Linked DNA regions of Homo sapiens: region 2 is linked to region 1. A link is a loop called in an ENCODE intact Hi-C map of the cell type or tissue named here. Cell type or tissue: B cell. All regions are shown on one strand. Links, peaks and the distances in the headings refer to the core of each region. The heading gives the core; the rest is flanking DNA. Region 1 has its middle 37 kb from the start of SLC36A4. Region 2 holds the start of C11orf97 (chromosome 11 open reading frame 97).

Region 1 (16,674 bases), core at 5,371-13,370:
AGGCTAACAGTTTGGTTTCTTTTGAGACAGATCAAGACAGAAGACAAGGCCCTAGGGTTCATAGGCCACTGGGTGGGAAGATACATTCTTTCCCTACTCAGGTTAGTTCCACCACTCTACCCCTGATCTCCTGCCCTCTGGTTCCTCTGGGCTCTTGCTAATGTAACTATCCCCCTTTCCAATTCTCTAACCTCCCCCTCTCCATGGGCAAATCCCTTCCAGCTCTAAAGACCAAATCCAAAAATCTGCCTTCATCTATATTTCTCTCCTGCCCTTCCAAATAGGCTTATCCAAATACTCTTATCACATTTCACCTCCACAATTACTTTTTGTTTTTGTTTTTGTTTTTGAGACAGTGTCTAGCTCTGTTGCCCAGGCTGGAATGCAGTGGCACAACCACAGCTCACTGCAACCTCCGCCTCCCAGGCTCAAGAGATTTTCCCACCTCAGCCTCTCAAGTAGCTGGGACTGCAGACACACACCACCACCAGACATGGCTAATTTTTTTGTATTTTTAGTAGAGATGGGGTTTTGCCATGTTGCCCATGCTGGTCTTGAACTCCTGAGCTCAAAGATATCCGCCTGCCTCAGCCTCCCAAAGTGCTGGGATTACAGGCCTCAACCACTGTGCCCGGCCTACACAATTACTTTTTTTTTTTTTTTTAAAGACAGAGTCTTGCTGTGTTGCCCAGGTTGGACTGCAGTGGCACGATCTCAGCTCAGTGCAACTTCCACCTCCTGGGTTCAAGAGATTCTCCTGCCTCAGCCTCCTGAGCTGTAGCTGGGACTACACGTGCCTGCCACGACGCCTGGCTAATTTTTGTATTTTTAGTAGAGACGGGGTTTTACCATGTTGGCGAGGCTTGTCTCAAACTGCTAACCTCAAGTGATCTGCCTACCTCGGCCTCCCAAAGTGGTGGGATTACAGGCATGAGCTACCACACTTGGCCACACGATTACTCTTTAATGCACCCTGGTGTGGTTTCACCCAATCCCACTCCTCAACTCCCTCCCCTATGGAAGTCATTCAGGTTACCAAGGACCACCTACTTGCCAAATCCAGGGGACTTTACAGTTGTCTGCTTTACTCCTTGGGACATTTCAGGCTATGGACCATGGTCTCCATATGAAATGTATCCTTCCACAGCTGCTGAACCATGGCTCCCCTTGGTTCTCCCACCATTCACTCTTAGTCTCCTTTACAGTTGCCACTCTTATTCTCCAAGCTCCCTCCAGGAGAACTCTCAAGGGACTAATATCACCTGATTCCATGTCTTTGGCTGGGACCTCTTCCCTGAGCTCCTATCACATTGGATCTCTCGAGACACATTGGATCTCAAAGACACTGTGTCAAATTGCACCCATCACCTTCACCCAAACCTGCTTCTCCATCAGCTGCCTGTAAGAAGTAACTAAAACTTATCAACAGGAAAATGTAATAGTGACAAAATTAGTGGAAAATCCCTGGGCTTAAAGGGAGGATAATTTTTTTATGCCATTTAGTTGGGGAGAGAGATTCACCTAAAGATTTTCAAATTTGTTTTATCTTTTTATTTTGTAAAAGTTTCACATTTATAGAAATGTTGCTAAATTAGGACAATAAACTGTCATATATCCTTCACCGAGATTTGCCAATTGTTAATACTTTACCACGCTGGCTTTATATCTTTCCACCTATAACTATGTTATTGTTGTTGCTCTTAAAAGATAAATACTAAAGTATTTAGGGCCTAGTGAAAGGGCCTAGAAGTAATGCAACCTGAGCTACAATGAAGACACCTAGCACCTAGATCTTGATGCCTACATATAATTCCCCTTTAAAAATAGCTGATTCAAAAATACAACTGAAGCACATTCACTCCTAATACTTTAGTATTTGTATTTTAAGAACAGGGACATTGTTTTACATGGAGCAATGACTGTTCAAAAAATTTAATGATGATACAATAATACTACTATGGAATATGCAATCTCTGTCCAAATTCTATCAGTTGTCCTAGCAATATCCCTAATAGCAATGTGTTTATTTTTTTTTCTCATCAGACATTCAGTAACGAACCATGCTTTTCATTTAGTTGTAATCATTTTTTAATGACTTTTAATCTAGAATGGCTCCACAGCCTTTCTTTCTTTCTTTATTTCTTTTTTTTTGAGAGGAGTTTCATTCTTGTTGCCCAGGCTGGAGTACAATGGCATGATCTCGGCTCACCACAACCTCAGCCTCCCAGGTTCAAAAGATTCTCCTGCCTCAGCCTCCCAAGTAGCTGGGATTACAGGCATGCGCCACCATGCCCTGCTAATTTTCTATTTTTAGTAGAGACGGGGTTTCTCCATGTTGGCTAGGCTGGTCTCGAACTCCTGACCTTGTAATCTGTCCACCTTGGCCTCCCAAAGTGCTGGGATTACAGGCTTGAGCCACCATGCCTGGCCTTTCTTTTTCTCTTCTGACATTGATATTTTTGAAACATTCAGACCAGTTGCCTTGTGGCTTATCCTTCAATTTGAGATTGACTGGTGGTTTCCTCATAATTAAGTTCAGGTTATACATTTTTGGCAGGAATGTTACATAAGTGATGTTGTATTCTTAGCCTTTCTTATCAGGAATCATAAGATATCAGTTTGTCCCATTGTTGGTGGTCACTTAGCTACAGTGTTATCTGTTATGTAGAAATACTTTTTTCCTCTTGTAGTTAATGAATAATCTGTGAGGAGAAATTTTCATGCTGTGTAAATATACTCATTCCCAACAAACTTTCACGCAATGGTTTTAATATTCCTGGATGATTCTTATCTAAACAAAATATTACTATGATGGGTGCAAAATCGTGATTTTCTGTGTTATTCCTTCCACATTTACTAGTTGATGTTCTATTATAAAGAAAAGCTCTCCTGTTATTCTTATTATTTGTTTTTCTCTTTGTTTAGTATCATTAAGGGCACTGGTGGATTCTTAGGTTTTTTTCCACAGTGTTATAATCCAGTAGTGTCAGGATTCTTTGGGATCTTTTTTTTTTTTTTTTTTTTTTTTTTTTTGAGACGGAGTCTCGCTCTGTTGCCCAGGCTGGAGTGTAGTGGCACGATCTCGGCTCACTACCAGCTCCGCCTCCTGGGTTCACGCCATTCTCCTGCTTCAGACTCCTGAGTTGCTGGGACTAGAGGCACCCGCCACCATGCCCAGCTAATTTTTGTGTTTTTAGTACAGACCAGGTTTCACTGTGTTGGCCAGGCTGGTCTCAAACTCCTGATCTCAGGTGATCTGCCTGCCTCGGCCTCTCAAAGTGTTGGGATTACAGGCGTGAGCCCCTGCGCCCAGCCGTCTTTGTTCTTTTATTTGTTTTGTTTTTGATCATTGATTTGGCTAGAGGTCTCTTTGAGATTCTTCCTCTTTGTAACATCCTTGGGCCTTTTTATTTTTCAAATAATTTCTTTATTTTCTACTACAACAAAATATTCTAGTCTTATCTTGTATTTATGTTGTATTTTAGAATCAGCTATTTTTAAAGGGGAATTATCTTTAGACACCAAGATCTAGGTGCTAGGAGTGCTCATTGTAACTAGAGTAGCATTACTTCTAGGCCCTTTCAGCAGAAAGAGCTAGGAAAGATATATACATTTTTATTATTTTTTATTTCTTAGAAAAAACATGATTTTATGCTGACACCTCTAAATTTTCCGCATTCCATAAATTATATCACCTCTCTCTCATAGTGGGAAACCTGGCTACCAGAAACATTAGTATATTTACTAATTTACTCAGTCCTAAAATGCTCACCAAATAATTTCAAAATTGCTACACCCATATCACTAACAAAACAATATTTGTTTGAACTTCTTTTTGTTTTTAGACTGAGGGTGTATATCTAAGTATTGTGTTCAAAGTGACTTGGATTCGGCCAGGCGCATTGGCTCACATCTGTAATGCCAGCACTTTGGGAGGCCGAGGCGGGCGGAGATCAAGACCATCCTGGCTAACACGGTGAAACCCTGTCTCTACTAAAAATACAAAAAATTAGCTGGGCGTGGTGGCGGGCGCCTGTAGTCCCAGCTACTCCGGAGGCTGAGGCAGGAGAATGGTGTGAACTCGGGAGGCGGAGCTCGCAGTGAGCCCAGATGGCGCCACTGCACTCCAGCCTGGGTGACAGAGCGAGGCTCCGTCTCAAAAAAAAAAAAAAAGAAACAAAAACCAAAGTGACTTAGATTCATTCAATTTTTTTCCCTTTCATGCAGTTCTGTCATCTATTTGATATACTCTTAATTTTGTATTTTTAATTCAATTCTAGGCTTCTTTCCTCAGACTTGATTTAATGTTTTAAATATGAAAACACTAGCATGCTTCCAACAGTCAAAACTATATATATATTTATAGAAAAAAAATGGCATAATCAGAGAAGTTTGTCACTCTTTTTCCTGTTCTTTCTACCCTATCCTATGTAAACAATTCTATCAGTTTCTGGTTTATCTTTCCTAAGTTTTTTGTTTGTTCGTTTGTTTTGGGTTTTTTTTTTTTTTTTTGCAACAACAAAACATGGATATACATGTTTATATTCTTTATTTCCTTTTCTTTGTTACCAAATAGTCAGCATAATAAATTCTTTTTTGCCTATGTAATTTGATCCAGAAAAGCTCTGTAACAAGTATAATTTGAGGGCGTGGCACAGTGGCTGACGCCTGTAATCTCAGCCCTTCGGGAGGCCAAGGCTGAAGGATTGCTTGAGGCTAGGAGTTCAAGACCAGCCTGGGCAATATGGTGAGATCTCATCTCTACCAAAAAAAAAAAAAGTATAATTTGAAGCTTCTACCTGTTTCTAAGGGTGGGAAGCCAAGAAAAACAACTTAATGGAACTTTTTGAGAATGGAAAACATGGTCTAGGCCAGTGGTTCTCAAAGTGTGATCATTGAACCAGCTTCATCACAGTACTTGGGAACTCGTTAGAAATGCAAATTTTCTGTCTCCATCCCAGACCTATTGAATCAGAAACTCTGGGTCCCAGCAACCTGACATTTAATAAGACTTTTAGATAATTCTGATATGTGCTAAAGTTTGAGAATCACTGGTCTAGGGTAGTGTAGGAAGGAGGAAGTAGAGAGAATAATACCTACATTTCATTGAGTGTTTACTTTGTATAGGACAGATGTAAGCATCTTATTTATTTGTATTTATCATATAATCCTCACAAGGGCCCCAGCCAGTAGGGGCTACAACCATTCCAAGTTTACAGATGGGGAAACTGGTACGGAGAGGATGAGCAACTTCTTAAAACCACACAGCTAGTAAGCAATGAAGGCTAGATTTGAACCAAGGTAGGCTGGTTTTAAAATCCATGAGCTTAACCATTGCTGTATGCTAATTCTACCTTAGCATCTGATAAAAAGGAGCTAAATTTCCCTTCATAATAGAATTACAGGTTAGCTACCTGCAGGGGGGCGGTAGGGACAGTAAATGAGTGTCTCTGAACTGAGAAAGTTGACAGAAGTGTTTGGCTAGAAGGAAATAAAACAAGTCCCAGGAAATGATGGCTTTGTGAGAAAGTTGGGAATGTCACCAGCAAGACCGTCACTGTGGTAGAGACAGCTGAGGGCCTTTGGCCAGTGCCTTCTGTTATTTGATTTAGTTGTTTCCCATCTTTTTTATTTATTTATTTATTTATTTATTTATTGATGCAGCCCCTCATCATCATCCCCTAACCTTCAGTAAGAGTTTGTTACACATAACAGCAATGTGTTATGGTGCTTTGAGACTTGCAGGTAGAGGGATGGGGTCCTGGTGTATGGACAGCAGTGTGGATAAATCTCAGTAGCTGCAAGAAGCCGGGCAGTGAGCAGGGATAAAGAATTCACTGGGCAAAGGAACTTAGATCCAAGTCTTCCTGGAGGGTATTTAGTGAAGCCACGAGACTCGCCAAAGGTATGATGAGACAGGTATCATGCAGATATCATTTCCCAGGCCTGAGCACTGGCAGACAGAGGCAAAGGCAGAGAGCAAGAGGAAAACAGGGTGTGGGGGTCCCCATATTTCTCATCTGGACTGTACTGGGAACAACTCACTAGGTTGGTAAAAGATTTACAGCCCTTGCTCATTTTGGTCTCTGGGGCAGCTCTCACAGATCTAATGGTGTGGTGTGGTCCAGCAGAGAGAGGCCCTGAGGTTTAGCTTTTCTGAGTCCCTTCAGTTCACAAGTTGAATAGGTGTGGAGTAGAAAGTCAGTAGCTCTGCTACTGGCTCAGCCATTGCAGAGTGAGGTGACTCTCACAGTAGAGGTTAGGAGTAGATTGTCAAGCCAACAGACTGGAGAGCAAATGTGGTAGAGACCTAGGTTTTGCAGCTGGCAGATGCAGGCAGGGGACCAAGCCAGCCAAGGGTCAATCCCAGGATCTGACAGAGCCAAGACAGGGTCTGAGTGACACTAGCACAGACTTTACCAGCACATAGGAGGACAAGAGGCACTTCTCTGGAGACCAGAAGACAGAGAGGACACATTAGAGGACCCCAACTCTTCCCCTGTGCCTCATGTCCTGGAAATGACACCTCCTCCCTGCAACCCCCTACTATCCCCCCATAAACCGAGATGCTAGTTTCGGAACCAAAACAGAAGGAGGGGAGGGCAACCTGAAAAGCTGAACATTTTGCTGGGGATTCTGAGCATTGCCTGATTGAGAATTGTATAAAATATTGGATTGAATGGAGTTTAATGACATTGGACATTAGTTAATTTTCCCACTAGCAGTTGAGGGTTCATGAGGACAAGAGTATAACAACAATATTAAACATTTTCTTTTTTCCTGTGTTCTTAACGAGAGTTTAATGTTGCCACATACACACTGTATTAGTCCACTCTCGCACTGCTATAAAGAACTATCTGAGACTGGGGAATTTATGAAGAAAAGATATTTAATTGACTCACAGTTCCACAGGCTGTACAGGAGGCATGGCTGGGGAGGCCTCAGGATACTTACAATTATGGCAGAAAGCACCTTCTTCACATGGTGGCAGAAGAGAAAAAGAGTGAAGGGGGAAGTGCTACACACTTTCAAACAACCAGATATCTTGAGAATTCACTCACTATCATGAGAACAGCAAGGGAACATCTGCCCCCATGATTCAATCACCTCCCACCAGGTCCCTCACCCAATATTGGGAATTACAACTGGACATGAGATTTGGGTGGGGACAGAGCCAAACCATATCACACACACATAGTTATTCATATGATTAGTTTTAAAATTCCTACCTTCCTCATTAGACTGTAAACTCCTAAGTGCAGGGACTGCCATTTTACTCCCTGCTCTAGCCCCAGTGCAGGAAAGCAGGGATATATCTGCCTTAATATCCGTGGTATCTCCAGCACTGAGAACAGTTCCTGGCATATTGTAGGCACTCAATCAATATTTTTGATGTTGAATTTTGCTCATAACTGCTTTTTGAATGAATTAATCAGTGAAAGAAATGAGACAATCAAGTGAAAGGAATACTAGTCAGTGGTTTCCCTGGATTAACAACGAGAGACAGTGAGGATTTCACAACATAAAAGTACATTTCTATGGAATCATTATTTTATACATTTCCAGACATATTGGACATAATAATACTTTACACGTGTGTAGTGCTTGCAGGTTCACAAAGGGCATTCCGCATATTGTACCATTTGATTCTTCAACAGCCCTGTAAGATAGGTCAGGTATATTAATATTTATTTTGTAGATCAGCTAACTGAGGTTCAAAGAGATTAATCAACTAACCAAAGGTGTAACGCATAGGAATCAGCAAACCCAGGGTTATAATCTAGATTTTCTTGCCCCCAGTTCATTGAGCCACACAGTAACAGCCAGACAGAAGTTTGGGGGACTGGCTAGGAGACAAGTGAGGAAGGTGCCCTGGGTGCTAGTTCATTATTCCCTTCCAGGATGCTGATCAGAATTCACCAGCATTTAAAGCTCCCTGGAGAGAAGTAGGGTCACTAAAGAGGGGAATATTTCAGCTAAAGCATTTCCCTCCTGTGCTGAGGTGAGTGTGCAGGCTTCATGCTTACCCCAGGGGGTCATGCTTACCCCAGGTGGCTCTTCCAGGGCAATGGGAGGGGTGGGGTAGGAACTGGATTCCTCCTCTCCAACCCACACACAAGGAAAAGAATGTGACTCAATTCCTCTGTGTCCCCAAAATTGTGCCATGAAAGTGAGGTTCGGTTTCCTTAGCCAGCCTGCACTTTTAAGAGAAGACTTCATGCCCTTACTTTGCAGTAGGGACTGAGGGCTGCCTGAGCAAGGACTGTGACAGCGTTGAGAGACCTTTCCTTCAAAGAGGAGGCTGCATTGCTAGTGCTTTCACCAGCCTGAAGCTGAGAACCAAAGCGGACATCAGTGTCCTGTCCAATCCTGGCACTACCCAGACTGCCCTCAGAGTGGCAGTGTAGCCTTAATTAGCGGATGCTCAGCAACTGGCTGCCTGGAGGACACAGTAGTGACACTGCTTAACTAGAATGCAGCATCCAGCCTGCACCCTTTACAGATGAACACTGGCATTTCTACTATATAATGCAATTAGGTCTCCCATCATTCATCATTTATTCATTCTTTCAATTTTTGTGTCACTTAGCAGCTATGCATTGAAAGCCTACTAAGTGTAGGAGCTCTACCAGAGGTGCTGAGGATACAAAGATTTTTTTTTTTTTAATAATTTACATGATGCTGTAAGACCTCTGGGAGCTCAATGCTTAGTGAGAGAGAGATTTGAAAATAGCAAATACTATGTAACTGGGGTAAGTGCTTAGCATAGCAGTGGTGGGAAGGAAGTGTTGTGCGATGCAGGACAGAATCCTTCAGGTCTCAGCTTAACTGTGACTTCTGCAGGGATGCTGTCTTTGTCTCCTAGACTAGGTTATGTAACCTCTTTTTTTCTGGTGTCTCAGATCCCTGTCTTTCTCCTGTTCTAACACTCAGCACTCTGTCTGGTTATTCCTTGTTTAATTGTCTATCTGTCCATTATAGATGTAACAAGCTACTCAAAAACAAGATCCATTTCTTTATTATTCTCCCCTATATCCCCAACACCTACTAGAAAGTCTGGCTCATAGTAAGTGCTCAATAAATGCTTGTTGAATGAAGATTAACAGATGTACAATCATTCCATGACATCTCAAGTATAAGAAACATTGTATGTCTTTATTTTTCTATATCAAATCAAATCTTAATTTGCCAAGATTAGTGACAATTCCAATATTCGCTTTTTAAATTTGCTTCCATCTCCTATGGATCATACTAAAATCCCAGTAGGTAAGCAGTTGAGGAAAATGGAAGTGAAAGGTCTCTGTCCCTTACATCTGCCTCTTGGGAAGCACAGGCTGAGATCTAGTCTATTGCTACCAGTCAGGCTTCTTGCGCCAGGCGGGTTATAGTTATACCTCTCACAGCAATCGCTCTACCCCTACGAGCACCACCACCCTCATCTAAGTTGTGTCCTCTTGTGATGCTTGCAAGCGGTGCACAGGTGCAAAGTGAGACCCAGAACACACTGAACATCCCAGCCTTCCCAGTCCCTGGGAAGTCACCTCCAGGATGGGGCCACTCCCCACTTTCCCACCAAGCATCATCCTCCTTCCCCTTGGAAAACTGTCCAAAGCACCTTGGTGGCTCTCCTTGCTATTATCTTGGAAGGAGGAGGTAAAGACACTTTCCAAGTTAATACTGATAAATTCACAGCTTTGAAAAGACAATATATCATTTAATTCTCAACAACTCTCCCTGTTACTACATAAATGAATATGTTATTTTGTGGAGGAATCTTTTAAAGGACATTCCATCTCCCTGTTAGAGGTAATGGAACTTCATACATCAACGAGCATCCATTATTTCTGAGCTAGTAACTTCCTTTGAGTCCCAGAAAAGAATACCTATGTGCTTGTGAGAATTAATGGAGATAATGTCTGACTGCACTTTCAGAACTAGAAGTACTACACAAACGTAGAGTATTGTTGTCATCAGCTAGTGATTTCTATATTCTGCAGCCAGCAGAGAGACGACATGATAAATGACCTCCTTGGGGTCTGTTCCAATTATCCCATGACAGCTTTCCCCCCCTCCCCCCAAACGGTCCTTCAGCCATCCATTATTCTAGAATGCTTTTAACTCCCTAAAAAATCCATGTGTCACTGTTGCTTTCTCTTTCTCTCTTTCTTACTGATTCCTAATTCAAACCTGAGACTGAGGTACTCAAGCCCAAACCACTTGTAAGGGGAATAGACTTTACTGGTCCCTTTTAATTCTAAAATTCCTTGACTTCTCAAAGCTCCTATATGTGAATGAAAGCAAATCCGTTGTCTCTCCTCTTTTCATTCATTCACTCATTTGGATAATATTTATTTAGCACCTATTCTGTGTAAGGCACCATTCTATGCATTTCTCATGTTTATAATTGCCTACACACACACCTATTTGACATTTCTACTAACGCCTGAAATTTAGCACAGTGTTTGAGCTTGCAGTGCTCTCCCACAACCACCACTGTCAATTCTTCCCTCCGAGCCCCACCTACTGGCTACTTCATGTTTTTCTCTGCTTTATCTTGGTGTCCTTGGATGCCTTACCGCTAGTGTGTCTCCACTTCTATGTCAAGGTTCTTGTCTGTTACGGTGTTTATTGTGTTTACATTGTTTGTTCAAGGAGAACATTCAGAAACCCTGAGATAAAATAGTGAGAAACAGAGCATTGAGATAAGTGATGGGATTAAAAACCCAGTGAGATACAAAATTAAATTAAATGTTTATCTCAGAAAGTGGGACCTGCTTTGTTTTATTTCTAGCCAAAGAAATACCAGTCATGACTTATCGAAGCAGAGAGTTAAATCTGGGGCAAATACTCAGGCTTAACGTACACTTCTACATTGTGTGTATAAAGGCACAGTTTCATTCATTTTGAAGAAAGGCGGACCCACCAATATGCTATTTGTACTGTACTCCTCTTGATATCATTCAAATCACTCCTCGCTTGTTTGTCTGGAAACTGACCTGCCCCTTTTGTTGAACGTCTGACTCCCAATTCACATGGTTTGGTGGGAGTGGTCATTTTATAGAATGTGATCCTGTTCTCTAGTCATAGCTTTTATGGACAGGAAAGGTATCTGGCCTGGGAACTTTGGAACTAGGACTAGGAAGGAAGAGAATGGTTTCCCCTGCTTTCCTATAAAACATGTGAGCAGTGGACAGCCATGCTCTGGTATATAGATTGTGAGAGCAGAAAATGATGCAGATGTAGTCGTTGACACATGTTGAGCCCCCAGCATGGGACAAGCACAGCTGGGAGTGCTTGACAAGTATTACATTTTGACTTCTCAGGTGCATTTCACAGAAGAGGGCCTGAGGCACAGAGAGGTTCAGGAAGCTGCCCAAAGTAAAACAGAAGTTAATGGATTTGAGAAATCAACCCAGGGATTCTGGCTCCAGCATCTCTGCATATAACCACTGTGCCCCATAACCTCTGGTCCCCAGATACCAGCTTTCTGGGGCTTGATCCCACCAGTCTCTGGCCAATTTTTCATCATCTGATTATGGCCTCACTTTGCTTGGAACTGTCTTTCTTCTTCAAACTTTGGCTTTTCCCATTTGGAGTGTGATTTTGTCCCTCCCCACATATACATTAACACAATCTCCAGCTACCCAGGGAGAAAAACCTTCCTGGTTCCACATGACCCCCAGGAATGGTGAGGAGCAACTCCCTTGTGAAAGTGGGACCTAAATAAAACCTTGGTAAATGCAGCAAATGGATAACTTTTATTAAGAAAAACTCTTTTTCATGAAAATGGTGCATAAATCCTAAGTGTATAGTTCAATATATATCACAAAATGAACATAGCTGTGAAACCAAGTCAAGATATAGAATGCTACCAGCCCCTCAAAAGACCCCCTCATGCCCTCTGCCAAACACTCTCCCTCTCTCCCATCCTAAAGTGAACCACTTCAAAACTCTGCATTAACTTTGTCTAGTTTTGAACTTTATGTAAATGGAACCCATTATGCATTCTTGCTTATCTGGATTCTTGTGCTCATTGTTAGCTTGTGAGATTCATCCAAGTGGTTCCGTGTAGCTGTGTTTTGTCAGCTTTCATAATGTACAGCATCCTGTTGTAGGAATATACCACAATATATTGATCCATTCTCCTGTTGATGGACATTTAGGTTGTTTCCAATTTGAAGCTATTACGAATGGCGCTACCATGAATGTTATCCTCCATGTCTTTTGGTGAACAAGCGCGTAATTCGTGTTGGGTATATACCTGGGAGTATAAAAGGAGAACTTTTAACCTACAGAACAGGGATTTATGCAGGGATGGTGAATGGGATATACTTGATAGTGGGATCATAGTGAAAACAATTTCTGACAAAGGAGGATATCTTCAGGCTATTGCTCCAAAGAGAGATGTTTTTTTCTTCCATTTAATTCAGGGAAGCTTATAAAAGCCCCTTTGGAAAAAAATGATCTTTGCAGAAGGTGTTCATGAGCAGAGAGCATTTTCTTTCAGAGTACACTCATACTTGAGGGACACTATACCTGCCATTATGTGGGTTTCTCTCATAGTGAATAGGAACAGAAATAAAGGAATAGAAGTGCATGTGATGGAATGCGTGTGGTTACCATGCAAAGGTGTGAAATTTCAGCCATCTTAAGTCTGAGAACTCTGCAAACCAGCCTAATCACAGGGAAGCAATTCATCTGCAGTGGAATGCTGAGGACTAAGCTAGAGCAGCACTTTGAGTGAAACAAAGAAGTGTAACATCTAACAGCAGGATAGGAGAAATGAAAAATTCCAGACAAGTACCAGCACAGGCAGAATGCTAGACATTCTGGCTAAGGCATTCACCAGGTTTCGCTCATCAGAATGCAATGTCCATGAAGGCAGGGACTTTCTCTCTCCAATCAACATGGTATCCCCAGCATTTAGTCAGGGCTTGGTGTAGAATGGGAGCTTAATATTTATTGAGTGAAACATGAATAGTATGTTGGTTCAGAAGGGATGATTATACCAAAACCATAGCTAATCACTTGCAGTGCATGTCTTTATGCTTAAGTATTAGTAAGTACTCTATAATTCATTTTGAAGGATAAAATGAATATGCCAATGATTGATACTTGTTATATTAGGTAGGTTACTAACTCAACTAGCAGAAAACTTCTGAATCTGCTTCTTTCTATCAGACTCTGTGTAATCTTCTAAAGGTAGACGACTTTGAATAGCTGGGTTGTTGTCTTTTCCTTTTGTGGTTTATAAATAACTGATTGCTCCTGAATAGCACTGTTAGTTTCAACATTTCCTGATTGGAACCACTTCCACTGATAAGGGAAAACCAGAAGAACTTTCTTCTGAAAACTTAATTTTTAGTCATAGAATCTTGAGTGATTAAAGAAAATAAAAGGCCCTGGATAATATAATTTTTATAATGTTGTTTTTCTTCTTTTTGCTTTTTTACTTTCATTCTTTTGGTGAAGGGGTATATATTAGGGAGAATATATGGCTGTTTGGAAGAGATTGGAAATAGTATAATTTTGTATCCTGTAAAATTTTTCAGTATTCCTCTGGCAAGATGATCTCTGCCAGACTCTCTCTATATATTTTTAAATTATCTCAGTGTTCTAGGTGTTATAGGTCAGAGGAATGTGTTCTTATGACATAGATACTTCATTCTCCAATGAGGGGCTGCTATCTTTCTTCTGGGATTCTCACACTGTTTGAATATAAATCTGTACTAGTCAGGGATATTGCTGCCATCACATGGATATGATCTCACTGAGAATGAAACTAACGTAGAAGAAAGCAAAGATAAGAGAGGGGAGAGCAAGCGCACAAGAGGTATTGTGTATGTAGTGCTATTCAGCCATAAAAAAAAAAAGATGACATTCAGTCATTTGAAATAATAGAAATTGAACTGGAGATCATTGCGTTTAGTGAAATAAGCCAGACACAGAAAGACAAACATCTCAGGTTCTCACTTACTTGTGGGATCTAAAAATCAAAACAATTGAACTCATGGACATGGAAAGTAGAAGGACAGTTACCAGATGCTGGGGAGGATAGTGGCAGGCTGGCAGGGAGGTGGGATAGTTAATGAACACACACACACAAAAAAATGAATGAATATGACCTACTATTTGATAGCACAAATGGATGACTATAGTCAATAACTTAGTTGTACATTTTAAAATAACTTAAAGAGTGTAATTGGATTATTTGTAACTCAAAGGATAAATGGTTGAGGCAATGGATACCCCAATTTCCGTAATGTGCTTACTTCACATTGCATGCCTGTATCAAAACATCTCATGTACCCTATAAATACATATACCAACTATGTACCCACAAAAATTTTAAAAACTTAAAAAAAGTTAAAATAAAAAAAGTAGTATTGATTGACATCCTAGATGAAGCTACACCTGGATTCAGCTGTGTCTGTTCCTCCTCAACTTACCAGTTTCATGTGCAAAACAGTTTGAACTAGGTTTCCTGATGCTTGTCTGCAAAAGATTATTCACTGATATCGAGAGAGATGTTACTTGTTGAAGTAAAGAGTGAAGATTTGTTCTACATCCTATTCTCTTACCTCCTGTGCTGCACTGAAGGAAGGAGCAGAGCTGAAAATGAACTTGATAAAATACACAAGATTAAAATTATTATACAAAAATAAAATAGATTTGAGAACCAGAGCAATGTCCAATGCTTGTGATGAATCTTAGATAAATAATGGCTGCTAGACAAATAAAAAGGACAATATTCTGAAAGAAAAATGTCATTTTATTCCTTCTATGTGTACACCGACATCGCTTTGCATCACAGCCTTTTTCATCTAATGTGGCAAAATCTGTGTCTCTCTAATGTATTTGTGTGAAGTTCTCAGCATAGAGACATTACTATGGCCAGGTGATATAAATCAATGATTCTTAACTTGGGTACTGTATACTATGCAGAGAGGGCTTAAAAATGTTGCCTGGAGTTGACCGGGTGAGGTGGCTCATGCCGGTAATCCCAGCACTTTGTGAGGCCGAGACGGGCGGATCACGAGGTCAGGAGATCGAGACCATCCTGGCTAACATGGTGAAACCCCGTCTCTACTAAAAATACAAAAAATTAGCCGGGCATGGTGGCAGGCACCTGTAGTCCTAGCCACTCAGGAGGCTGAGGCAGGAGAATGGCGTGAACCCGGGAGATGGAGCTTGCAGTAAGCCAAGATCGCGCCACTGCACTCCAGCCCAGGCGACAGAGAGAGACTCCGTTTCAAAAAAAAAAAAAAAAAATTGTCTGGAGTCTATGAACCAATAGGCATCGTGTCAGGCTAGAAGTAGATCTCAATAAAGCTTTGTGATTCAATGAATGAATATACACATAAGGCATTACCAATGACATTACAAATGAAATACTTGACACATACGGATACATTCTTTTGTTTTACAAGTAGAAAGATGTGTTGTAATTAATAAAATAATAAAATAAAAATTCATTAAAGAACCTTACTGATTTAATAAAAGCTTCTCCCGTCTCAATTAATAGACACTCAAGTAATAGCTACCAAAATAATTGCTGGTGTTTGACACTTTTCATGTTAAAAATGCAACATCAAACTTGAAAAGTTTGGAAACCACCATACCGATTATAAGTTTCTTGAAGTCAGAAACACATCCCCCAGCACTCCTACTATAGTGTTTTGCGTGTACTCAAAATTATATAATACACAGAATACAAGGCTGACAATAAATCATATTACAGGAGAATACTCACTTCCCCTACCATTTTAAATTTATGATTGAAAACATCATTTTATTATTAAATATAATCTATATTCATGTACATTTTTACATATATTTATAAAGTGGACATCATAGTGTCATTTGCAGGATAAAAAATAGAACATTGCCAGTTCCAAAGCCTCTGACCAAACGTGTCTTGCCCTGATCACAAACCTTCCTTTTTCCCAAAGGTAACTGTTATCCTATCTTTAACGATAATGGTATCATTGCTTTTAAAATCGTTTAACCATTTATATATGCAACCCTAAATGAGGTAGTTTAGTTTTGCCCACTTTTGAACTCTATTTAAATGGAATGTATTATATGCATTCTTTTGTGTCCTGTTTTTGCTTAGTATTTTTTGTTTGATTCATTCATGCTGTTGTATATGGCTACAGTTTGTTGTGTTTTATTATATTTGCAGTAATATTCCATTGTATTTCTATGCTACGATGTATCCATTCTACTGTAGATAGACATTTCGGTAGTTTTCACTTTGGACTAACAGTTTTACCAGAAGCATTAAGTTACATTTCATGTAACCAGCAGTATGTTTCATTTTAAATTTATCAGCTGATTTTGTGCTTCCATGTGTCCTACCTATCCTCTTTATTATTCCCCTTTGTCTTTTTTTGGATTATTTTTTATCATTCTATTTTTCCTTCTACTAGTTTAGAATATATACCTGCTATTCCTTTCCTTTAGTGGTTCCTTAAATTATAACATTATGCTTAAGTTATCAAATCCCCAAATTAATCAATACTTTGCTGCACCATGGACAATGTTAGAACCTTAGAACATTTAACTCAATTTTCTCACCCAATCAATTTACATGTTATTATTGTCATGTATTTTAATGTATGAGTACTATTTGAATATACTCGTTTATCACTTTATTTGTTCTTAATTTCT
Region 2 (16,674 bases), core at 2,136-10,135, 1.3 Mb after region 1:
ATCTTGCTGCTGGGAACAGAGACAGCAAGGATACCCTAGAACTCCTCCTGATGAACCGTTACGTCAAACCAGGGCTGAAAAACAACTTGGAAGAAACTGCATTTGATATTGCCAGGAGGACAAGTATCTATCACTACCTCTTTGAAATTGTGGAAGGCTGTACAAATTCTTCACCTCAGTCTTAACAATTCTAGTAATTTTCCTAAGTTTCTAAATACCAGTGCCTCCTGTGTGTGAGATGTATTCCCATAATCAAAGTTGACGTCAAACATCTTACTACAAAAATTCAGTGACATTCATTATAACATTCTTCCAAGTGAATTGCCTGACTTTGATGTCAAAATGTATTTGAAAGTAATTTGCATATATCTTTAATTATTTCTGTGGAGTTTGTGATTTTTTTATCAGAAATAATTTTAATGTGTGTATACTTAAAAACTTGACACGGGTTGTACAGAAACTGGTATTTTTGGTGCTGATACAAGAGAAATGTATTTTTAAATATCCCACATCCTGGATCTTTGTTGGGTATTTAGTATATTGACATATATTTTTATAAGGTGAGGTAACTCAGAACTTAATTTAAAAGTCTTAAATATTCTGATACAATTCAGCTGTCTTCTCTACCTTACCATAGCCAGTTGCTTTCATTTTAAACCAGAGCAAGTAACATATTAGTGACTTGAATCTTCATAAGTTAAAGTAAAAAACAGCAAAAAACCTAGATCTTTGTCTTTTAGAACACAGACCATTTTCAGGAAAGCAGTTAGCTAAGTGTTTAATTCATGAATATTGTATACTGCATCCCCTACCACAATTTACACAATCCTGTGGATAGTCCTACCTCACCCTGGTCAACCTACATGATCCTTAAGCTAATGGCGAATCACGATGACCTTGTAGACATGCACACAACTATACCTTTGTCCAACAGATCATAATATATCTGCTATCCAACTGGTTTTACCTGCCTAATCCTACTGATTTGGGCACTGCTTGTATAGTCTCTCAAGTTCACAGGAAATGTTGATTTTCTAAGGTCCTCATTTTTACAGAGTATACAGGCAAAGTGACAGGGGAAAAGGAATTAGTCTAAGAGTAAGGGGATGATTATTATATTGAGGCTAAAACCACAAAGTGGCTCAGGCTTTAAAAAAAAAACACTGTGGATAATGACAAAAAGCATAAGTAAAAATATTTGAGAAAAATAAAGTACAAGTTTTGAACAACACAAAAGGCATGAATTCATTTTTTACCTGTGTATGTCTTTCTTGGATCCAGAACATTATTCATCCAGCACGCACTTAGTTATTTAACATCTACTCACTCAGTCTCTCCAGCAGCAATTTTGCATTGTCTATCTAGCCCCCCTGTGATTGTTCCCAAAGTTTTGTCTTCTCAACACCACAACACTCCAGGGGAAGGGAACTAAACCAGTTGCTCTTTACTTCAGTTAAATTTTTAAGATGTCCACCAAGGCTTATCTCTTTCAAGCCATCCTACGTAACCCAGTCACCCTAGACTAAGTAATAATGTTATTTAATCAAAGATTAAATATTTATTTTTGCTTAGAACTTATTAGATCATCTCAGAAAAGTCAGAGATAATATATGAACTGAATCATCGTGACAACAGGATCTTGAGAGTTAGTGCTTTAGTTTATGTTGTGATCTCTTCCTAGGGAGATGCTTTGTGGCAGAGGTTGCTTTCTGTTTAATCTGGCCTAAGTTAGTGGCACCAAATGACAGATACAGCTGACAGGCAGTGATGATAGAATAAGACCTTATTTATCCAAGCAGACTGCTGAATGAGGTTGCTTAGCCTGAAAGTCACAGAGCTGATGGCTCCTTTCTCACTTGAGAATGGATTGTACCCATGATTCCATGTAAACTTTCCATTAAAGTATGGAGCCAAAGAAGTCTTGTTTCCAATAAGGACCTAAGATGTGTCTATTCCCTTGTTTTCAGACCTCAACACTCACTCACTGATGCTAGAGAGCAAACTCTACACATAAGACAAATCCCACCCCTGAGGGCAGAATTTGTATTGTCTGCTTCCTTTATACTTTCCAGAGCATTCACTAGACTGCTCTGTGCACAGAAGGCAGTCACTAATCGTGCTTTGAAAGGATTACTTCTACTTTCCAGTTTAGGCCGGCTAAATAGCTCAGTTTACAAACAGAATTTTCTCTAATCTTGGAAAGTCTATACAAAGACTTATTAAAAAATAAAATCTGAGTTTTTCATAACTAAGGGTTTAATTTTGATTAACATATGCTTGAGGAAGAGGTAATTTTTGTGACTGTTCAAGATTCATAGCGTCATTCTTAGGCCTAAAGTGGAACTAGTTGCCTTTGCTTTTATGAATCTTAAATATGCTTTTCCAGGGAGCCTTCCAACCCACAGCCTACCACAGTGGTGGGATTTAGAGTCTTTATACTACAATCTGAAGACATTTATTTGTATTATTTGACATCTATTATGTTATCTAACACTATGCTGGAAAATCATGATCAGAAGAAGCCCAGAGACTATACTGAGATTTATGTCCCATACCAAAATGAAATCTCTGGATCAACTCTTGATTCCTGATCAACACATACACCATCTTCACCCTACCTGCAATGGCTCTAGGAATTTATGCAACTGCCTACAAAATAATATCACCAAATCATTATGTCTTTGCTATAATTAGTTTATCATAAGATGCTCCAGTCCATCTGTAGGATTACTAGATGACCACTCAATTTGTTCAATATGAAATGCTTTCTCTAAAGGATATTTAAGGTCTATCTTTATTAAGTTCAGAAGAGAGTAAACCAAGAAGGATTAAGTGTAGCTGATTGATGTTTTAAATTCCTGGAAATTTCCCTTGGAAACTCCAAAATTTTACTTCTCAGAACCTAAGTGGAAATGATCTAAATCAGTGCCAACACATAGAAACATGGGCCTCATGTAATTTTATGTTTTTAGCATGACTATTTTAGATACCTCATATAAGAGGACTCATGCAATAAGGACAGAATTGCATTTTATGGCACACAAACATAGATAAGCAAAAATCCTAGCAGTTGAAAATCGTAAGAGCCATATTAAAAACAGGTGAAATTAATTTTATATATATATGACAATACATCCAAAATATGAGATATATATTTAAAATTTTTTGAGATGTTTTACTTTTTTTTGCAGTAAGTCTTCAAAATACAGGGTGTATTTTACAGCACATCTGGATTTAGTCACATTTCAAGTTCTCAGCTATGTTTGTCTAATGGCTACTCCATTGAAAGCACAGATCTACATGCCTGAAATCATTCCCTGGAGGCACAGAAGGATGGTTACACAGAGCATTAAACTCTGAGTGAGACAAACTGAGTTCAAATCCTCAGTGCCACCTGTGGGTCACTTTGGGCAAAAAAAAAAACCCCTCGGTTTTCTCATAGGTAAATCAGGGATAATATCTATCTTGTTGTAGGCTAGTTTGTTATTTAAATGTAAAAATCATATGGTGTTATTTATTTTGTCAATTTCTTTAATACTTTAAAAATAAATATCAATATGAAATACATCGAAATCATATTGTTTTTTTAAAAAGCTATGTGTTTATCAATGTCCTCCAGTCATCTTTTATGAATGAAATAGTCTCATCTGATCTTCATGAAAGTTCTTATATATATATAAGATGTGGTACACCAAACCTCTGTGACAATATTAATAGCTAACAACTGAGTGCTCACTGTGGGCCAACTATGCTGTATGTGCTTCACGTGTGTGATACCATGTGAGCCTCACAACAACTCTCTGAGATAATCATTGTATAAAAGGAAATCAGGTTTATAGAACTTACACGGATTGCCCATTGTCATGCCATGTGCGCATGATGGAGGTTTGTCTATCTGATTCTACCACCTTTCCTCTTCACCATACACTAGTATTTGATATGTATTTGTAAAGTTGATTAAAGAATGCATCATTTGGTGCATGTTTAGTGTATCTTCTTAAGTTCCCAGAAAGCTCATGTTCAAATGTCACAGCTTTTTACCTGTGGTGTTTTTGAATATTATCTGTATACCACCAGTTTGTCTATCATAATAACCAAAATTCCATTTTCTTTAATATTATTTTTATGTAGTTTATTTATAGTAGGGTTTGAGGACATAACAATTACTATCAGGAGCACAAGCAACTGCATTTGCTTTTAAAGCTGCAGTTTATATTTTTTGAATTTGGTTACTTGTATCTACTTTTAAATATGCTTGCCATTTATCCACATATGAAGTATATGTTGTACATAGGCTATAACTAAATTTATTTATTTATTTTTCAATTTTTGTTTTTTTTCTTTTTGAGACAGACTCTCACTGTTGTCCAGGCTAGAGTGCACTGGCATGATCTCAGCTCACTGCAACCTCTGCCTCCCAGGTTCCAGTGATTCTCATGCCTCAGCCTCCCAAGTAGTTGGGATTACAGGCGTGCGCTACCATGCCCAGCTAATTTTTTATGTTTTTAGTAGAGACTGGGTTTCACTATGTTGGCCAGGCTGGTCTCAAACTCCTGGCCTCAAGTAATCTGCTGGTCTCGACCTCCCAAAGTGCTGGGATTACAGACTTGAGCCACCATGCTTGGCCACTAAATCTATTAATTATATTCCCCTTCCATGTAAGATTCCATACTTATGTGCAAATTTCTTGTTATTGTGTGAAGAACACTTAACATGAGATCTGCCCTGTTAAAACTTTAGTTCATAGTATTTTTTTTATCTATAGGCACAACGCTTGTAGATCTCTAGAACTGCAGAGATTCTAGATTGTACAGCAGATCTCTAGAAATTATTCATCTCGTATAACTAAAACTTTATACTCATTGAATAACTACTTCCCGTTTACCCTTGCCCCAGATCCTGGCAGCCACCATTCTACTCTCTGTTTCTAGGAGCATGACTATTTTAGACACCTCATGTAAGAGAACTCATGCAATAAGGAGAGAATTGCATTTTATGGCACACGAACATAGATAAGCAAAAATCCTAGTAGTTGAAAATCATAAGAGCCAAAGCAATATTTAAAAAGAAAACACGGTGGCTCACACCATCCAACATTTTGGGAGGCCAAGGTGGGCAGATCACAAGATCAAGAGATCAAGACCATCCTGGCCAACATGGTGAAACCCTGTCTCTACTAAAAATACAAAAAAATTAGCTGGGCATGGTGGCACACCCCTGTAGTCCTAGCTACTCGGGAGGCTGAGGCAGGAGAATTGCTTTTGCTTGAAACCAGGAGGCGGAGGCTGCAGTGAGCCAAGATCGCGCCACTGCACTCCAGCCTAGGCAACAGAGTGAGACTCCGTGTCAAAAAAAAAAAAAGAAAGAAAACGTTAAAATCGGGATTTTTATAACCTAATTTTAAGACTAGCTATACTTGCAGTGAGCCGAGATCCCGCCACTGCACTCCAGCCTGGGCGACAGAGCGAGACTCCGTCTCAAAAAAAAAAAAAAAAAAAAAAAGACTAGCTATAAAACAACAGTATTGAGACAGTGTAGTATTGGTGGATGGACATGTGGATCCATAGAACAGAACAGAGTCTAGAAATAAATCCAGATATAGATAATTAATTTTTGACAAAGGTGCCAAGGAATTCAGTGGGACATTCTCTTAAACAAATGGTGCTGGAACAACTGAATATCTTCTTGGAAAAAACATGAACTCATTTATAGGCAGAAAGCAGTTCAGTGGTTTCTTGGTCACGGGGACAGAGGTTGGACTACAAAAGGGCAGGGAGAACCTTTTGGAGGTGATGGAAATATGCCGTAGCTTGATCGTGGTAATGATTTTGCAGGTGTACACAACTGTCAAAAGTCACTGGGTTTTAAAGAGTAATGCAGGGTTTTTGTACATAAGTTATATTTTTATGAAGTCGATTTTTAAAAATAGATATCCAGATATGACTAATTTTATTCTTTTATTATTTTCCATGGCAAGCATAAGATGACCTCATCCTCAAATTCTAGGGATATATCTTCAGGGGGGCCTGTTATTTAAAAAAATATGTTTCACCAATTCACTGGAATTTTAAAATTCCAAGTAACACAACCTTTATAATCAGAAGGACCAATTTCTCCATTAAATGACAGAATGGGAAACAAAATAATTGCTTTAAAATAATTAGTCCATTTGGCAGGATTCAAGAAATTTGAAAAGATGGTTAGTTACTATATAAGAAGGATTTGGTTGGCTTTTAATTTAAATCAGGACTGTTAGAACCTACAAGAGGATACCAAAGTGGTTTTAGCATCTACTTTTCCGAAGAAAAACGATAGCATTCAACATCCCATTGTTCATTCAGTTTTGCTATAAGACAAACTGAGATGATTTCTTGAGACCTGTTTTAGATCTATAGAATTAAACACAAGTAATATGAAGTAACTTATTTACTCTGGTAATATATTAAAACTTTTTATTTCTTTGATAAAGACTTCATTTTTTACACGAATGTGTAACTTTTTATAAGAAAACTTTAGTCTTGGGTTTTGTCTCCATCTAGTGGTCATGTTGGTCTTTTCCATTTACAGTCAGGCTTGGGTAAATGATGTATCGCCTATACTGACAGTGATCTCATAAGATTATAATGGAGCTAAAATTTCCTATCACCCAGTGATGTGGTAGCTGACATAATGTCATAGCACAACACATTACTCACATGTTCAAGGTGATGCTAAATGTAAACAAACCTACTGCACTGCCAGTCATGTTTACATACAACTACGTACAGTACACAACACTGGATAATGATAATAAACAACTATGTTACTGGTTTATGTATTTACTATAATATACTTCCTGTCATTATTTTAGGGTGTTCTTCTACTTATTAAAAAAAGTGAACTGTATAACAGTTTCAGGCAGGTCCTTCAGGGAGTATTCCAGAAGAAGGCATTATCATAGGAGATGACATAGGAATAACTCCATAATGTTATTGCCCCTGAACACCTCCCAGCAGGACAAGATGTGGAGGGGGAAGACAGTGATCGTGATGACCCTATTTTGGCCTTGACTAAGTATGTGTTTATGTCTTTGTTTTTAACAAAAAAGTTTAAAATTTAAAAATATATAAATAATGCATATTGAAAATACAAAAAAAGCTCATAGAATGAGGCTATAAAAATACTTTTGCATAGCTGTACAAGGTGTTTGCATTTTAAACTAAGTGTTATTACAAGATTTAAAATGTTTTTAAAAATTAAGTTTATAAAGTAAAAAAAGGACAGTAAGCTAAAGGTAATTTATTATTGAAGAAAGAAAAATATGTTTGCATAAATTTAGTGCAGCCTAAGTGAACAGTGTTGATAAAGTCTATAGTAGCGTTTGGTAATGTCTTAGGCCATCACATTTGCCCACCACTCACTCACTGACTCACTCAGAGCAACACCAAGTCCTTCAAGCTCCATTCATGAAGTACACACTCTACAGGTGTACCTTTTAAAGTCAACTATACCATATTTTTACCGTACCGTCTCTATGTTTAAATTTCTTAAGATACACAAATATTTCCCTTGTGTTACAATTGCCTACAGTATACAGTATAGTAACATGTTCTACAGGTTTGTAGCCTAGGAGCAATAGGCTATACCAAGTAGCCTAAGTGTGTAGTAGGCTGTGCCACCTAGCCACCTAGGTTTGTGTAAGTGCATTCTGATATTTGAACAACGATGAAATTGCCTAACAACACATTTCTCAAAACACACTCCCACCATTAAGCGACACATGACTGTAATTGAAATTTTAAAAGGATAACCCAACCATCCTGGATTTTTTTTCATTCTGTTTTTGTTGTTCATTTTCAGTTTTTTTTTTGGGTAAGGATTGAAAAACTTTTAAGTAGTATGCTTATTACCTGGGTGATGAAATAATTTGTACAGCAAACTCCTGCAACATGTAATTTTCCTATATAGCAAATGTACCCCTGAACCTAAAAAAAAGTTAAAAAGAGAAAAATGGAAACCACAGTGCATACCTAAAACAGTACCTTTTATACTTATTTGTGTCAGTAACTTCTTTCAAGAGAATATGCATTGGTATATAATTGAAGACACACATGTAACAATTGGAAACAAAAAAAATCAAAAGCCATTTAGAAAGAGAAAGAAGGAAATAAACCACCTAAGTCAATATAGTTATTAAAATTGATAAGATTATCTTTAAGGTTTTTGGTAATGAAGAAAAAAGAGGAAGACAGTAATTGCTTTTTTTGTTTTTTTTTTTTTGAGACAGGGTCTTGCTCTGTCATCAAGGCTAGAGTGCAGTGGTGCGATCATGACTCACTGCAGCCTTGAACTCCTGGACTCAACTGATCCTCCAGCCACTGCCTCCTGTGTAGCTAAGACTACAGTGCAAGCCACCACGCCGAGCTAATTTTTTAATTTTTCTTTTATTGAGAGAGTCTTGCTATGTTGACCAGGCTGGTTTTAAACTCCTGGCCTCAAGCGATCCTCCTGCCTTGGCCTCCAAAAGTGCTGGGATTATAGGTGTGAGCCACGGTGCCAGCCTTTTTTTATGTTTGTTTTGTGCATATTTTTTAATTTGATCAAATAAACCACATTTTTATGAGTAAAAATATTTTTAGACATTTTTTTCTAAATAAAATATTCTTAATTTTTGTATAATTTTATAGAACTATAGCATACACAAAGTAAAATTCAGAAATCTTGGTGAGTTCTTCAAAGTGAATAGGGTTATGTAACTATCACCCAGCTCAAGATCTAGAACATAATCAGCACCTCCAACAGCTACTTTGTGCTTCCACTCAGTGTTCCCTCAAAGGTAACTATAATCTAACTTTTATTTCCATCATTTAGTTTTGCCTACATAAATGTAATAACTTATTGTGTATATTTTTGCATTTGGTTTATTTCACTCAACATTACATCTATGAGATTTCTCCATTTCTGCATGTAGCAGGGTTTTGTTCTTTTTATTGATGTATTCCGTTATATGAATATGTAATAATTTATATATACATGATATTGTTAACTTTTGGGGGGATTTTGCATTGTTTCCACTTTGGGGATTTTATGAATAACGCTGCCATAAACATTCTAGTACATGGTTTTGGTGTACATACTATACATTTCAGTGCATATCTAGTAAAGCCTGCTGAGCCACAGGATATACTTATATTCCACTTTAGTAAAAACTGCCAAAACAGTTCTCCAAAGTAGTTCTACCAGTTTACACTCTTAGCAGCAGAAGTGAACGTTCCGATTGCTCCACACGCCCATGGCTCTTGTTACTGCCAGGTTTGTTGATTTTCATTTCATTTTTTTTTAATAGCCTTCCTAGTGGGCATGTAGTAATAGCTCATTGTAGTTTTAATTTGCATATTCCTGGTGACTAATGATGTGAAGCAATGTTTTTATGTGTGATGACTGACCACTTGGATCTTCTCTTTCATGAAGTGCTTCATCTTTCTCCATTTTCTTTCTGGGATGTGTGCACGTTTCCTATTTTTAGAAGTTCTTTATATATTCTGGATCCTAGTTATTTTTTGGATATATGCTCTCTCGGTCTGTGGCTTGCCTTTTCACACTCTTACTGGTGATTTTAATGAAGAGAATATCTTAATTTTATTTATTTATTTACTTTATAGAGACAGGGTCTTGTGCTGTTGCCCAGGCTGGAGTGCACTGGTGTGATCGTAGCTCAGTGCAGCCTCAAATTCTGCGGCTCAAGCAATTCTCCTGCCTCAGCCTCCCAAGTAGCTAGGACTACTAATTCATGTATTTGTTTTTGTAGAGAATCTTGCTATATTGCCCCAGGCTGTTCTCAGACTCCTGGGCTCAAGCCATCCTCCCGCCTCAGCCTCCTAAAGTGCTGGTATTACAGGCATGAGCTACAGCATCTGGCCTGAGAATATCTTAATTTTAACGACCTCTACTATATCTATTGCCTTCTTTTGATTAGTGCTTTTGGTTTCCTGTTTAAAAAGTAGTTGTCTACTCCAAAGGGTAGACATGAGGAAGACATCATGAAGGTTTTTTTCATTGTTATACTCTAGAAGCTTTTGTGTTTTACCTTTAGTGCTATTTTGAGTTGATATTTGCATTTGACATGCGGTAGGAGTCAAAGTTCATTTTCCTATATTAATATCCAATTTATCAATGCCACTTATTAAAAGGAACAGCCCCTCACACAAACACACACACACTACATTGCAGTGACACTTTTATCATTTATCTGGTGATCATATTTAGTTGGGTCTGTTTCTAGATTCTATTTTATTTCATTGAGCTATCTTTGCCCCAATACCACAGTTTTAATATTTTGGCTTTATCATAAGTCTTATTATGTGGTAGTGTAGATATTCCAACTTCTTTCTTATTTTTCAAAGTTGTTTTGACCAGTCTTGGCCCACTACATTTACCTTTTTTTTTTTTTTTCGAGACAGAGTCTTGCTCTTTCACCCAGGCTGGAGTGCAGTGGCACGATCTCGGCTCACTGCAACCTCTGCCTCCTGGATTCAAGCCATTCTCCTGCCTCAGCCTCCCCAGTAGCTGGGATTACAGGCACGCACCACCACACCCAGTTAATTTTTGTATTTTTAGTAGAGACGGGGTTTCACCATGTTGGCCAGGTTGGTCTCAAACTCTTGACCTCGTGATCCGCCCTCCTCAGCCTGCCAAAGTGCTACATTTACTTTCTAATTTTAGAATCCCCTTGCCAACATCTATTTTAAACAACCCTGCTGAGATTCATATTGAGATTACATGAAATTTCTAGATCTAGTTGAGGAAAATTAACATCATTGTAATATTCAGTGTTATAATTCTTGAATATACTGTAATACATTTCTGCATTTATTTAGGTATTACTTTTTCTTGATAACGTTTTAGAGTATTCAGTTGGAGTTCTCTCTTTTTAAAGATTTATCCTTAATGTATTTTTTTGGCTCTCAATGCTGTTATAAATGTTATTGTCTTTTACATTCCATTTTTAATTTTTTTTACTATATAAAAGTAACATTTATTTTTCTCTATTGACCATGTGTCCACTGCCCTTGATAAATTTATTAATTCCAATAGCTTACCTGTACATTCATTTGAATTTTCTTTTTTTTCTTTTTGAGATGGAGTCTTGCTCTGTTGCCAGGCTGGAGTGCAGTGATGCGATCTCAGCTCACTGCAACCTCTACCTCCCGGGTTCAAGTGATTCTCCTGCCTCAGCCTCCGGAGTAGCTGGGACTACAGGCACGTACCACCACGCCCAGCTAATTTTTGTATTTTTAGTAGAGACGGGTTTTCACCATGTTGGCCAGATGGTCTCGATCCCTTGACCTCATGATCCACTCGCCTCAGCCTCCCAAAGTGCTGGATTACAGGCGTGACCCACCTTGCCTGGCCTGAATTTTCTATGTATACAGCCATGTTGACAGCCAATAACAGTTTAATTTCTTCCTTTTTTATTTTTTTAATGTGGTAAGTTATACAGTATTGATTTTAAACAACCTTGCATTCCTGCAATGATCAAAACTTGATCGTGATGTATGTATTATCCATTTTTTAACACGCTACATTTGGGTTATATTTGCTAATATTTTATTTAATATCTGAATTGATCTTCTTGAGAGATATTGACCTATAATTTTCCTTTTTAGTAATGTTCTTTCAGATTTTGGTATAAAGATGAGTTGGGAAGTGTTAACATTTTTTTTTAATTCCTGCAAGAGGTTAGACAGAACTGGTGTTATTTCATTCTTAAATGTTTGGAAGATACCAGTGAGGCTTTTTCTTTGTGGTATGTGTTTTAATTTTAAATTCCATATTTTTAGTAGTTATATTTTTATAACTACTTCTATTAAAGCTATATTTCTTCTTGTGTCTATTTTGGAAAGCTTTTAAGTAATTTCTCTATTTTATCTAAGTTGTCAAATTTACTAGCATCAAATTATTCAAAATATCTTCCTATCTTTTTAATGCCTGTAAGATCTTTAGGTATAGATTTACCATTTCTGATATTGGTGAAACTAATCTTAAAGAAGTTTATTCTGTGAGAACTAACAAATGACAGTTGACAGAATGAACAGCATCTTTAAAAATAGTTTCACTTAAAATTCTGAAATATTTCTTATTTGACTTTTTTCCCACTGCTTCTTGATAAAAACTAAGAACATAATGTTAAAATAGCATCATGAGTCAATCAAATGAAATCTAGGTGTTTTTGCTTTCAAATTATATAAACCCATATTAGGTAAGGATATAGTGAATATAAGTCATTTAGAATAACTTTTTGGAAATTATTTCTGCCATTTGGACTTCTGATAGGTGAGTTGCCATAATTCACCTATCAGAACTCATGGTGAGTTGCCATAACTCACCCATCAAATTATTTCAGCCATATGGACTTCTGATAGCCGAAGGGCTTAGCAAAAGCCAAGGCATGTTGGCAGTAACATAGCTGGGTGAGAATGGCGATGAATTCACTCCAAACATGTTAGGTAAAAGTTATACACACACGTACAAACATGTCAACAACTCTGTTCAAATCAAATCTTAGGCAGAATGTGAGCTCAACTACATAAGGGCAGGGATTTTTGTATGTTTTGTTCATGGCTGCATCCTTAGCACATATAATAGCTCCTGACACAAAGCAGTCATTCAATGAATATGTATTAAATGAATGAGGAGTGCCTGAACTGCCTGGAGAAACACTGTGGGTACTGGAGAGCAGTTTGAAATTCAAACTCATGTTAAGAAAAATCTCTCAGAAAATAGTGCAAAAATACAGAGATATAAAAAAGGAACGCAACCTTTCCACACAACCTTTTAATTGCCTCTCGCTCTCTCTCTATATATATAGATAGATATAGATAGATATCTCTCTACAGAGAGAAAGAAAGAGAGAGCGATCTCCTGCTTTTGCTATGTGAGCTGCCTGTTCCTCCTTTGCCTTCCACCATGATTGTAAGTTTCCGGAGGCTTCACCAGAAGCCAAGCAGATGCCAGCATCATGCTTCCTGTAAAGCCTGAAGAACTGTGAGCCAACTAAACCTTTTTTCTTTATAAATTACCCAGTTTCAGGTATATAGCAATGCAAGACTAGCCTAATACAATTGTCATAGTAATGTAAACAAATATTACTCTAGCCAAAATTTCAATTTATCTATAATGGGAGTATAAAGGAGCAATAAGTATATGTGACACAGGGAGTATGAAAGAGAGAGAAATCTCGTCTTTCATCGTAGGAAATCAACATGATATCTAAAATTGAAAAACATAAAAAGCAGCAATATAAGGATTTGGTATTAAAAGTGTTTGGCTCTGGGGTACAGTGGAGACAGAAGAGGTCTCCTATATTTGGTTGCAAGCCTTGTAGAACGATTTAATACTATAAAACAATGCACATTCAACTTCCATAAAATTAACACCACAACGTAATCCATTTTTAAGGCCTGCAAAACCAAACCAAGACAAAAGCAACCTTATGCTCCAAATAAAACCCTGAATTTTTCTACTTGCTCTTCAAATTAAAATTTGCTGAATTTGATTTCATCTGTAAAGTTAGTTATTAGTTTGTTATTTTGTGAATACAAAAGAGCTTGGAAACTACAATGTGCTTAATATAATAATTCACAACGTGAAAGTTGGGAATCCTCAGTATTTACTTATTCAATCACGTTGCGTGTGTGTAGCAGGGAGCAGGACGCGACAGGCACAAGGCTGCGTGAAACCAGCGACGGTGCCTTGCACTCACCTGCACACCGGTTCCACTTCTAACTTTTCTGTTCTGGGCAGTGATCTGTTCTGTCGGCTTGGGACCAGACTTCTGAGTCCACATTCCAACGGTGCCGCTTCCTAGCTATGAGGCCTTATGCAGTTTCCTTCGCTTTTTCTGAATCTCGGATTCTCTGGGAATAGTAAAGCCTCTCTTGCCGAGCTCGTGTGAGAAATTAACAATAAATTAACGAGAAATTAATGGAAAGTCCTTTGCTTTGGTCAATGATAATAATAACCCCAGCCCCATAACTTCAGCACCTTCTTTGGTGCGCGGAATACCTAGGGCCTCGGAAGGCCGGCTGGGGGCGGGGAGAATCGGCAGTCACTATGGCAACCCGAGACGCCTCGCATGCTGGGCTGCCTGCGACTGAGCTGAGAAGGAAACCGTGCCCAGGGCTCTCGGAAGACCGCTGCGGCATGACAGGCGAGGAGGCGGTGGTGGTGACCGCAGTGGTGGCGCCCAAGGCGGGTCGCGAAGAGGAGCAGCCTCCTCCGCCAGCAGGGCTGGGGTGCGGGGCGCGCGGGGAACCCGGCCGCGGCCCCCTAGAGCACGGCCAGCAGTGTGAGTTCAGCTCCAGCCGCGGACGCTACTGGGAGGAGGGGCGTGGAGAACGAGTGACAGGGCAATTGGGGGAAACCGCAGTGGGACTGGCTGAGAAGGTTTGGGGCAGGGGAGGTGGAGCTGCTGCTTTTGGCAGAACCAGAGATGATGGCACTGTGGCAGAAAGCATAGGTCCATCTTTCCAAGCCCTCCTTCCCGATAGCCTGCCTGAATTCAGGGTCTGGGCATCAGCTCCAATTTAATCATAGTGGCGTTATTCTGAAAGGAATTAACACACACACACACACACACACATTTATATGTATACCATTTTATATACACATTTGTATATGTATATGTGTATGTATGTATGTATGCGTATACACCCTTAGAAACACGCAGCTCATTTTGCCAGTTATTTCATTTTACAGATGAGGAAATTGAGATCTAGACCAGAGGAAAGAGACTTGCCACAGCCAGTCAGTGCAGGCGAAATACTAAAATCACTTTTAACTTCCATCTCTTGGACTCTCAGTCTACAATTACCCAATCCTTTTAGAATCTCATAATTATGGGCTACATTTTAACGCACTGTTCTTTGCTCTCTGCCCTGACAAACACACAATATTCAAATAGGTAAAGACAGTTCTGGCCCACAGCCATAATGGAAGTGGTTGTAATTTGAGTCCTAGCCAGGTTGTTATTCACCCATACTGTTTCATGAATTAACAGATATTTCACAGCCTCTTGCACCCCCAGGTCTTCAGTAGGTGCTAAGGAATGATGGTGAGAAGAATAAGCCAGAGGAACAGAGTAGTTTCCAGCCTTCCTGCAGCACCTTCTTGACTGCATCTCTGGAGAGCAGACTGGGTTTCTCCAAGGTTCCTCTGCACCGGGAGGCCCCAGGAGGGAGGGTTGGGCTGAAGCACCTCCATACTTGTGCTTGGTGGACCACACACTCTCCTCCCCAGAGACCTCATCAAGAAGTTACAGAACTACTGCCTCCTGGTGAAAGGGGCCTCTTCCCTGGGCATCAGCTCCAGTATGACTATGAAATGTCATTCCTTTTGTTATTATTATCAGCAGCATGCAGAGGCCTTGCTTAGAGCACATAAATTCAGTATACTTGGGTAATGGAGATTCTTTACTCCTACTTAAAATTATTATGATTATTATTATTTTTAGACAACTCTGTTGCCAGGCTGGAGTGCAGTGGCATGATCTGGGCTCACTGCAACTCAGCCTCCTGGGTTCAAGCAATTCTCATGCATCAGCCTCCTGAGTAGCTGAGATTACAGGCACACACCACCATGCCCGGCTAATGTTTTCGCATTTTTAGTAGAGACAGGGTATCGCCATGTTGGTCAGGCTGGTCTTCAACTCCTGGCCTCGAGTGATCCGCTCGCCTCAGCCTCCCAAAGTGCTGGGATTACAGGCATGAGCCACCACGCCCAGCCTCCTACTTCAAATTCTATCAGGAAATTTCCCCATTAAAGATGCTAGTTTCTAAGTTTCTTTAGTCCTGTGGCTCTAGGAGTAAAAGGTGGGATTAACATTCACTCATCAATTTAACATATTGAGTCTTTATTACATGCTAGGCATTCCACAAGTTTCAGGGAAAGAACTAATGACTTAAGGCAGGTGTCCAAACTTTCACAAGCTCACAAAGTTGGGGTGGGAAAATGAAAGAGTTCCTGCCTCAGCCTCCCTCAGAACCTCCTTTTAGGGACTCAGCCTAAGTAGAGACAGGCTGTTCGCACAAGCACAAAGTACTCAGTCAATTTTTCAAATGTCTGTAATTATTGGAAAAGTCTTCAGTCTCTTTACAGCTTCTATTCCCTATATTCCCTAATCACAGTCCTGCTCTCAAACACGAAGTGTGGTTGTTTGCTTGTAAACATCCTTGAATTATATAAAGGCAGCTCCTTGAGCACCAACCAAATCTTTCATAGACTTAATGTCACCTTTATTTTTTATTTATTTTTGCCTTTTTTTTTTTTTTTTTTTTTTTAGACAGAGTCTTACTCTGTTGCCCAGGCTGGAGTACAGTGGCGCGATCTCGGCTCACCGCAACTTCCCCTTCCTGGGTTCAAGCAATTCTTTGGCCTCAGCCTTCCAGGTAGCTGGGACCACAGGCATGCACCATCACGCCTGGCTAATTTTTGTATTTTTAGTAGAGATGGGGTTTCACCATGTTGGCCAGGCTGGTCTTGGACTCCTGACCTCAAGTAATCTGCCCACCTCAGCCTCCCAAAATGTTGGGATTACAGGCATGAGCCACCGCGCCTGGCCAATGTCACCTTTAGGATCACTTGTAGTGCTCTAACCTGGCTGGCTGGCCACTTCTTCCAACAATCTCCAGTGTATCA

The links. Hi-C counts contacts between places; a loop is a spot of excess contacts. Peaks named below come from ENCODE experiments on the same cell type or tissue, not always from the same donor. Only the 100,000 strongest peaks of a DNase experiment are listed, where the experiment ranks them.
Region 2: it touches region 1 in a loop (29-fold over the local background); 19 of 110 quality-filtered maps call a loop at or near these places.

Annotation. Positions count from the first base shown.
Region 1 is chr11:93,226,403-93,243,076 of GRCh38, forward strand. No RefSeq gene overlaps it. Among named protein-coding and RNA genes, the nearest start is that of SLC36A4, 37 kb to the left of the region's middle. In B cell, for the core only: CTCF peaks have their summits at 8,393, 8,597 and 10,520 (motif pointing left); a DNase peak (open chromatin) is centred at 8,399; H3K27me3 peaks cover 399 bases.
Region 2 is chr11:94,498,348-94,515,021 of GRCh38, forward strand. ANKRD49 (ankyrin repeat domain 49) reads left to right here. Exons shown (of 3, transcript NM_017704.3): 3 at 1-1,231. The coding sequence ends at 185. C11orf97 (chromosome 11 open reading frame 97) reads left to right here and starts at 14,114. Exons shown (of 4, transcript NM_001190462.2): 1 at 14,114-14,326. The coding sequence starts at 14,182. It also overlaps a transcript of MRE11 not described here. RefSeq lists an enhancer at 13,772-14,290 and a silencer at 14,143-14,362. In B cell, for the core only: CTCF peaks have their summits at 6,538 (motif pointing left) and 6,741; a DNase peak (open chromatin) is centred at 6,554.